Linked DNA regions of Homo sapiens: region 2 is linked to region 1. The links are chromatin contacts, found by Hi-C or POLR2A ChIA-PET in ENCODE. All regions are on one chromosome and are shown on one strand. Each heading gives the region's core, a stretch centred on a gene start or an enhancer-like site at or near the end of the contact. The rest is flanking DNA. Distances are from core to core; before and after follow the strand shown.

Region 1 (4,000 bases), core at 822-3,321:
TTGTCACTGCAGTTGGGCAGAGCCACATGCTGGCCAGACAGCAGGCATCTCTCCCGTCTTGCTTTAGAACCCTAAGGGAAAGGTGCCCAGTAGCTTTGGGTCCAACCCTTACAGGTGAGAGTCTAAGCCTGCAGCATCTGTCTCTGTTAAGATCTCCAGGATAAGATTCTTGGGCTTTCCTAGGTCAGCCATCAGAGTATTTTATTGATGGGCAGGAAGTTTCTCCTTTTATCCAATGTGAAATACCACCAACTTTCATTCAAGTGCATCTCCTCTTGCCGTCCTCGGTGAGATCGGTGTCCTTGCTTTTCTGGTCCCCATTCCCAGGAGTCCTTTCTTCAGGCCCAAGATGATTAAATGCACCAAATGGATAAATTGGGTTTTTTGTCAATCACCTCCTGATTCATATGGCAAGTGAATTGCATTTTCCTATGTCAGATTTTCCTAAATCTGCATGTGGTACCTGCCTTATTGGCCTCTGCATACATAACTATTTCAGAAATAGGGTGTATTTGTTTTAAACTTGACAAGTTACAGAGCTCTGTCTCTTTTTCATTCTTGAAGCAGTCCCATGAGTCAGATTGAATAAGGAAAGCATCACTCACTTGCTACAGATGAGGACTTGGGCTTGTGAGTGGCTTCTTAGCCCAAGGCACCTGACTGTAAGAGCAGAGCTGGGGTCACAGTCAGGTCTTCTGCCTCTGAGTCCAGTACTCCCTTTCCTTACATCATTGCTGCCTCTCTGTGGGTGCCACCTTGACTGGGAAAGCCCAGAGGATATTGGAGAGTGAGGATGAGGGGCAAAGAGGAACCTGCCATGGATGCTGCTGATGAAATGAACCTGATCACCGCAATGAGCCCCCAAACTGCCATCCTAGAGCAGGGCTTGTCCCAAGCCACTTAATGCTCATAGCTCCTGCTGCAAAAATGCCAAGACGTTTGCAAGACGTTGTCCTCTTCTGGGACAGGAGTCATAATATCCAATTTATAAACCTCAGCACTGTTTATTTATTCAACAAAGTGTGCTCCCTGTCCCCGCCCCCTCACACGCACACCCTAGCTGAGCAGTAGACAAGGTGCCCTTGCCCACTAAGAGCCATGTCCCATCCTCTCTTCCCAAGCTGATCCTGGTATATGGGACCAATTCTGGCCCCCCAAAATAAGTCTCCGTGCCTGGGGAAAGGCACCGTTCGCTTAGAAGGATCACTGAGAATTGACTGGAGAATGACTTCCACAGAAAGCACCCTCAGGTGAGAGATTTGGCTTCATGCCTTCCCCCACCCCCCAACCCCACTCCCCACCTCTCCTCTTAGAGGGAGACGGGTTCTCAAATGACCCCCTTTCCTGCGTAGCCAGCCAGTGTTCAGTTTGTGGAGTTACGCTGAGTTTGCAAAAGAAGAAAATTGCTTTGTCCCTAATGCCTTCCCACTGTCAGACAGCAGGAACAGCTACTGACAAGTTTATGTGCCGAGTGGCAGTCCCCATTCTCTCCTAAGCAGCCAGAGCCGTTGCTTTTTATGAGTCTTCTCAAAGATGCATGGGTTTCCAGATGGCTCGTTCGGGGACTTTAACATGCTTTCTGGAGCCTGGTTCTTCTGCTCACAGAGACAGACAGAGAGAAGTGTCGACTGTGGAAAATAGAGGCTCCTCTCTTCCATGCGCCCAGCCCTCAGGGGTGCGGGTTCCACTGCCCAGAAGCCTAGCTAGAGGCGGGACCAGCCAGAACTGGGTGCTTATTGCCTGCTGGCTGCGCCCTCTAGTGGGGACCCAGCAGCCCTGTCTTTCACCCCTGGCTGGGGGACATCTGCAAGGTGACTTTGAGCTGAGGCTCCGGCACCGTGATGAGCAAGTGCGTAATAAAACGGGACTTGGGATTTGAAAGCTGCATTCTAATACAGTGTCTTCTCCACGGTGATTTTAGTGTCATTTGATGGAGGAGGACTGAGCAAGGAGGGGTAATATAGACCTAAGATGAGCTGCTTATTGTGAAATTCCCTTCAGGCCGACTCAGAAACCACAGGCCTCCCCACACACAGGAATGGGAGCGGTTGCCAAGGATGGGCATAATACCAACAGCCCTTTTGTCTTCTATCTAAGCCTGCAGAAGGGGGTATTTCTGAACAGCACCCTTCTGTGGGCATGCTACATCCTGTCTCCGAGGCTGCTTCTGCTGGCTAGATTAGTCTCTAGGTGGCTCTCCTGCTGGAAGAAACGGAAACCTAAACCTGCCTCTCCCCACCCATTAGTTAGGTGGGCCTGCCCAACACCTTCCTGGGTTCACATCCGGCCAGACAAGAAAGAAGCCAAAAAACTTTCCGTCTACCACTGCGCCTCCTCATGCCCACCCCATCCTATTAGCCTAAAATGGAACGGGCTAATTAGTTTATTTGTATAGGGAGGGGTTTCAGCTGCCTGGACAAAACCAGGAGTCCACTGTCCAAGCTTCTTCTGTTTTCCTGAGCTCAGAAGAAAAAAAGTGTGTTAGACTAAGATAATACCGCCTTTTGAATATCTCGGCTTCATATTTGCCTCCATGAGTGAGAGGGCCAAGTGTTATCTGCAAGTTGAATCTTCTATATTCAAAAATCTCCATCCCTTTTTTCTGCCAGCGCATTCCCAGATCAGCCGTTCACTTGCTCTAAGCCTCTATAATTTATTTTTTTCTTTTCTCTTTAACCTGCTCTTTCCATTGGCCAGTTTATTCATTTCTCAGCTACAGCTTCAGAGGGGCTCACCTTCGGGCTTCCCGCCCCAAGGGCATCTGGAGGCTTCAGTTCTGTTTTCTCTGCTGAGTCAGGAGCCAGGCCCAGCTTGATTTGGTCTCCCGTGTATCTTTGTGTCTCTGTCTCAGTCTCCTGCTAGTGTGCCTTGGGTGCCTCATCAATCTCTTCCCATCCCTGTGACAAGTGGGTGAAAATCAATCCACTTCTGGCTCTTCCAGGCCCACCAGAACTGAGGGCCTCAAATCACAGGCCCCTGGGAAAGGGAGGGGCCAAAGCCAGGAGTGACCCCACCTGCATCGATGTTCTTTGCCTCTGCCATTGAAGGCAACTGGTCATAGGGCAGAGGGGGAGAAGCCAAGGGAGGCAGAAGGGAGAAGTGATTGTTGCAAGGAGCAGCCCTCTGGAGCCAAAGATGTGAAAGTGTGACTCTCAGAATGTCTGGTTCTTTAAGACGGGTTAGCCGTAGCCCAAAGGTAGCCAGCCCAGACTCACCTTGAGGCTTAAAAATCAGTAAGAACTTCCTTTAACAATTAAAAAAATATTGTTTTCCATTTTGGAAAAGAAAATAAAGTTTAAACTACTAAGGAGAAATAAAGGTGAGACAAAATTAACCTGGTTAACTGGTTGACAGGCTGCGGCCCTCATTAGGGTCAGAATGATGGGATTGGGGGGGCCGAGGCAGTGTCACCTTCCGCTGCCCCCCGATCTGCAACCCCACCACTCTCTGGATTTGTGCGTGTCAAGTCCACTCTCTCTGTAGCAAAGGTACATCCTGAGCCTGCTGTTCTCACTCTGGAGTTGACATTGCAGGATAACCAAGAGAAAGCAGGTGTTTTGGTCAGCTATGGTTTAGCTATGAATTGGTTCAGTCGGTATGTTCTGCATTCATACTTCTTTGTCTTTTTTTTTTTTAAACAAAAGGAAAAAAAGTTTAAATCCCCCCTTTCCTTCTCCTGCAGGAGGTGAGTGTGTGGGTGTCCTGTAGAACCATTGGCTTCCACCCCAGCTCTGGCCCCAGCCTCCAGGTTTACCATTCCCCCCCATCCCTCCCTCCATCCCCTTCTCTCCACCCCAAAAGGAAACTCTCTGCCGCCATCATTACTGTTATGTCAAGATGCCCAAACTCTCCATAACATATCCCATCCTCCGACCACGTTCAGTATTGATGACTTTCATTCAGTGTTATGAATGGGAAGGGCGGGAAGGGAGGGAGTAGCCAGTGGGGAGGGGCGGGTGGTGGGGGTGGGATGGAGAATGGAGATCTTTTTTGTCTTTTT
Region 2 (4,179 bases), core at 5-2,504, 330 kb before region 1:
CCTCTAGCCTTCACGGCTGGGTGTCTCAGAGGCTGGGCTCTCTCCTCTGGGAAGGCTGTTGTCTCTGTGTCGCTGGCTAGCCTGGGTCTCAGGGGCAGTGAGAATCCCTGGCGGCTGTCCCTGTCGTGTTTACCACCTTGGCAACAAGCGCTGCTCTTGGCACCACGGTCGAGTCCTTAGCTGGACGGTGACTCGGGCTGGGGGCTCCTTCTTCACATCATGAATTGGTCTTTTGCCAAGCCAAAACAGCGGCTGCTTGCTTTTCAGAAGGAAAGGTTGTTCATATTTATTTTTTAATTAGAAAATGAATGCATGCTCCTTACAGAAGATTCAAAACATATAGAAAAGTGCAAATAAATGAATGTTTTGGTATATTATCATTTTTGTGTGCATACGTATTTAAAAACAGAATTGGAAAAGAACCCAGAATTAGAATCACGCTGTGTTGTGTGCATGTGTATGTGCTTTTGCATTTACTAGTACTTAGTAATAATTTTCACGTGTTACTAGATGGTTGTAAAAACATGATTTTTAATTGGTGTGTAACGTTCTCTCATCTCAATGTAAAATACAGATACGTTTTAAATATACCTTACCGCCAAGGACGAGATTTGTATGGGTTTTATTTTGTTTTTTATTTATTTTTGAGACAGAGTCTCTCTCTGTCGCCCAGGTTGGAATGCAGTGGCGTGATCTCGGCTCACTACAACCTCCACCTCCTGGGTTTAGGAAATCCTCCTCCTCAGCCTCCTGAGTAGCTGGGATTACAGGTGTGCGCCACTATGCCCAGCTAAATTTCTGTATTTTTAGTAGAGATGGGGTTTCACCATGTTGGCCAGGCTGGTCCCGAACTCCTGACCTCAAATAACCCACCCACCTTGGCCCCCCGAAGTGCTGGGATTACAGGCATGAACCACTGCACTGGCCTGTTTTATTTTATTTTTTGAGACAGTCTTGCTCTGTCGCCCAAGGCTGGCGTGCAATGGCACGATCTAGGCTCACTGCAGTCTCTGCCTGAGACCATAATCTCTGCGGTCTCTGTCCATGAGACCATAAATAAAGAATAAGGAGCTTGGCAGGCCCCACGCAGACTTGTTGCATCCCAGTTGCTTGGGGACCCTGAAGGCTGCATAACTCGTAGCCGGGTCTCTGCCTGGAGGAGCGGGCTGGTGTTAATTCACTGACCCGGGGAGCTGTGCCTGCCTGTCAGCCTCTCCATCTTGTTGGTGCTGAAAACCTCTCTTCCTCATTTTGGTCCCTGCTATGGCTTTTTATTCAAGGCTGTGGTTTGAGTTCTACCACAAAGCAGATAATGTGGCATGAGCAGCTCACGCAGGGACTGCCCTGCCTCCCTGTCTTCACCTACAGGGGCTGCCGAGATGGGGAAGGGCCCCACCCCTGAGTTCCCCTTTGTCTTCCTTGTCTCCTTTGCAAGGAGAGTCCTTTATTTGTTCTTTTAATGCAACTGGCCTCTCTGAAGAGGCTTTCCAGATCAATTTGGCTTGTCAGGGGTGCCAGGCTTAAGTTTTCAGGCATCTAAAGAAGTGGTGGGGGAGAGGGGATCAGACTTTTCTTTCTCTTTGTGGCTTTCAAAAGAAAATCACGGACGTTAAAATAAATGACGCAAATATCTGTATTTTTTGTATCAAAGAGACAAATGGCATAAATGCAGATTATAGGGTATTCCTTAGAACTGTCCATCACACAGGAGCTCCTGGGAAAGGCAAGCAGCCCGCGAGGCACCACCCGGTTTCACTGAGCAGAGGGTGAGTGGTGGCTTCGCGTTTGGGCAGCCTCCAGGGGGTCGGCATATTTAGATCATCGTCTCACGGATTGATTCAGGATTGTCTTAAAAGCCAACTCGGTTTCCAAGTGTTTCATTCTTGCATGCACGCTTAAGAAAGTCAAAGCCATTTCCATTGTCTTCTGTTTGATCTGCACTGACCATCCTTCAGCTCCTGCCTCCACTTGCGTGATGCTTTCTCTTCTGGTTGAAGAACTGGCAGCGTTGGTTTGGGCTGCTCCTCCCTCCCTCGGGCCCCCTCCCTGTGGCACGGACTTGCCCTGCTGTCGTGGATGATGGTCTGTGTGCAAGGGGTTGAGTCCCGTTTGCCATGCTCCTGGTGTTTCTAACTTCTCAGCCTTTCGTTTCACACCCTGCCATGATGACAGTATATCCATTTTTCATTCTTTGGGACATTTTCTCTCCAAGGAAAGATGCTCATGCACGTTTGCAGTGGGTGAACTGTTGCCTTCCTGTGATCAGTCATTGGTAGGGCTGCTTCTGTGTCTCCACCCGTGAGTCTCCATCACCAGTTGAGGACCTTTGGGTCTCCTGACTCCCAGAAACTTTTCCAGCTTCCCATGGTCTGTGCTTAGGGTGTATTCTGGGCCATGGCCTCCTGGAAAACCATTTTCCCAGCTGAGATGGATTCCCCAAGGTCCCTGGCCTCCAGTGTGGCGGTCCCTCAGAAGCTCATCAGTGACCGGGAATGGAACTGACTGCTATAAAGTTGTGAGCCTGCCCAAAACTGGGCAGCAGAGGTGTTGGAATTCAGCCCACCTGGGCTCAAGTGTGGGTTCCAGCCCTTCCTAGCTTGTTGACCTTGAGTGATACTGACTAACATTTCTTGACCATTTGCCCTAGGTTGGCTTACCTTAACTCCATGATGTCTCATTTAGTCCTCACAGTAGCCCTCTGAGAAAGGTATTATTCTTACCTTACTAGGCTTCAAAGAGGCTCAGATCCATGGAGCTAGTAAGTGATGGGCCATTGTGCAAACCCAAGGAGTCGGCCTCCAGACGCACCTCCTCCCAGCCACTACACTGCACTGCCTTAACCCTTGTGCTGTACTTAACCCTTTTGCCAGTACAGCCAAAGGTTCATTTCCCAGAGCCTCCACTTCTGCATCTGCAGAATGGAGGTACAGTGTCAACACTGCAGGGCTCTTTGGAGGCTGAAATGAGATGAAATATAATGGATCAAGCTCTGGCACTAACAAATATTAGTTCCTTCCTTTTGTTGCCCTGGAACAAAGGGTGGGGCATGAGAAATAGAGGGGCATTGATGTTCTGCCTGGCAACCTTGATTGTAAAGAGGGCAGGACAAGGAAGGGAAAATGTAGAGGATCCCCATCATTGTGGCTGAGTCATTTTACCGCAGAAGCCTCCCCAGCAATGGCCTGTGGTTCTGGGGGATGGGAGGGTGGTGTGACACTGGGAAGTGTTGTCAGGTAGACACTTGAGTCTTGATTGGGATAGAGATTGGGTACTTGACCTTCTGACTCTGGGGTAGACATGGGATTGGGCCATGGGGACCACGCAGGTACACTCTCTGCCGATTTCCAGCGTGCCAGACATTCTTATCAGCGCATCTGAGCCCAGCAGCAGGGAAGCCCAGTCCCTGGTCACTGTTTGCATCTTGGCTGCTCCTCCTTGGCTTGAAGCCCTGGCAGTTGCACCTGCAGGGAGCCTCAGCAGGAATACAGGTTCACCTCCGACCTGGGATCTGCATTGCTCCCCCGGTATCCATTCTGTCCTGGGGTGTGCTCAAGTGCAGGTCCATGTAGACAAATTCAGATGCTGCCCCAGGGCTGGTGTGAGAGAGCTGCTGCACCTTTCCCTAGCCCTCTTCTTTTAGAACATGGATGATATGAGAGTAGAGAGGGGCTCCCCAGTCAGAACCAGGGCTGGGGTGGGCCAGGGAAGGAGGTCAAGTCAGGACAGAGCTGGGAAGGATGCTGGCAGCTCAGTGTGGCCCCAGCATCACCTAGGAACGTGTCGGAAATAATCTGCATCTTATCCAGCTCGCAGTGGTGTGTGTGCAGAAGGAGGTCTGAGAAGAACTGGGATGTGCCCTTCTACCTACCCACCTGCATTTAAAAGAAAGGTAATCACGTATTTAGAAGATGGAAGTGAGTTAAGTGTAACTAAAGTGGGGAAAAACCAAACAGTGCCTGAGTGAGAACTGGAGTTGGGTACATCCTGGGTTGGTCCTCACACTGCCGCCTGGCTGGGGACCCTGTACCATCTAAGGCCAGGATGTCCTGTGTACGACCAGGTTCCTATTGTCAGTCTGTTGGCCCCTCTGCCAAGGTGAGCCCTCCTCTTTCACTCCCTGGTACATTGTGCTGAGAACATGACTTTTTGGGAGAGTGTTTGTAGCAAGTGGTAGCACTA

Evidence for each region. A loop is a pair of places that touch in the nucleus more often than their neighbours do. ChIA-PET counts read pairs that join two places held with the same protein, here RNA polymerase II (POLR2A). Pooled maps may share reads with other maps.
Region 2: a loop to region 1 is called in a pooled map, with 2.6 times the contacts of the local background. The contact joins two enhancer-like sites. A Hi-C loop is called at or near these places in 4 of 50 pooled maps. POLR2A ChIA-PET finds 5 or more read pairs at or near these places in 2 of 52 experiments (Panc1 and WTC11).

Annotation. Positions count from the first base shown.
Region 1 is chr17:57,670,325-57,674,324 of GRCh38, forward strand. The region is part of intron 11 of MSI2 (musashi RNA binding protein 2); the gene reads left to right. Among named protein-coding and RNA genes, the nearest start is that of MSI2-AS1, 64 kb to the left of the region's middle. Within about 2 kb of position 2,072, at least 5 of the 41 ENCODE cell types and tissues checked have a DNase peak (open chromatin) inside an H3K27ac peak, as active enhancers do.
Region 2 is chr17:57,337,462-57,341,640 of GRCh38, forward strand. The region is part of intron 5 of MSI2 (musashi RNA binding protein 2); the gene reads left to right. Among named protein-coding and RNA genes, the nearest start is that of MSI2, 83 kb to the left of the region's middle. RefSeq lists a silencer at 1,105-1,272 and an enhancer at 1,174-1,323. Within about 2 kb of position 1,255, at least 3 of the 41 ENCODE cell types and tissues checked have a DNase peak (open chromatin) inside an H3K27ac peak, as active enhancers do.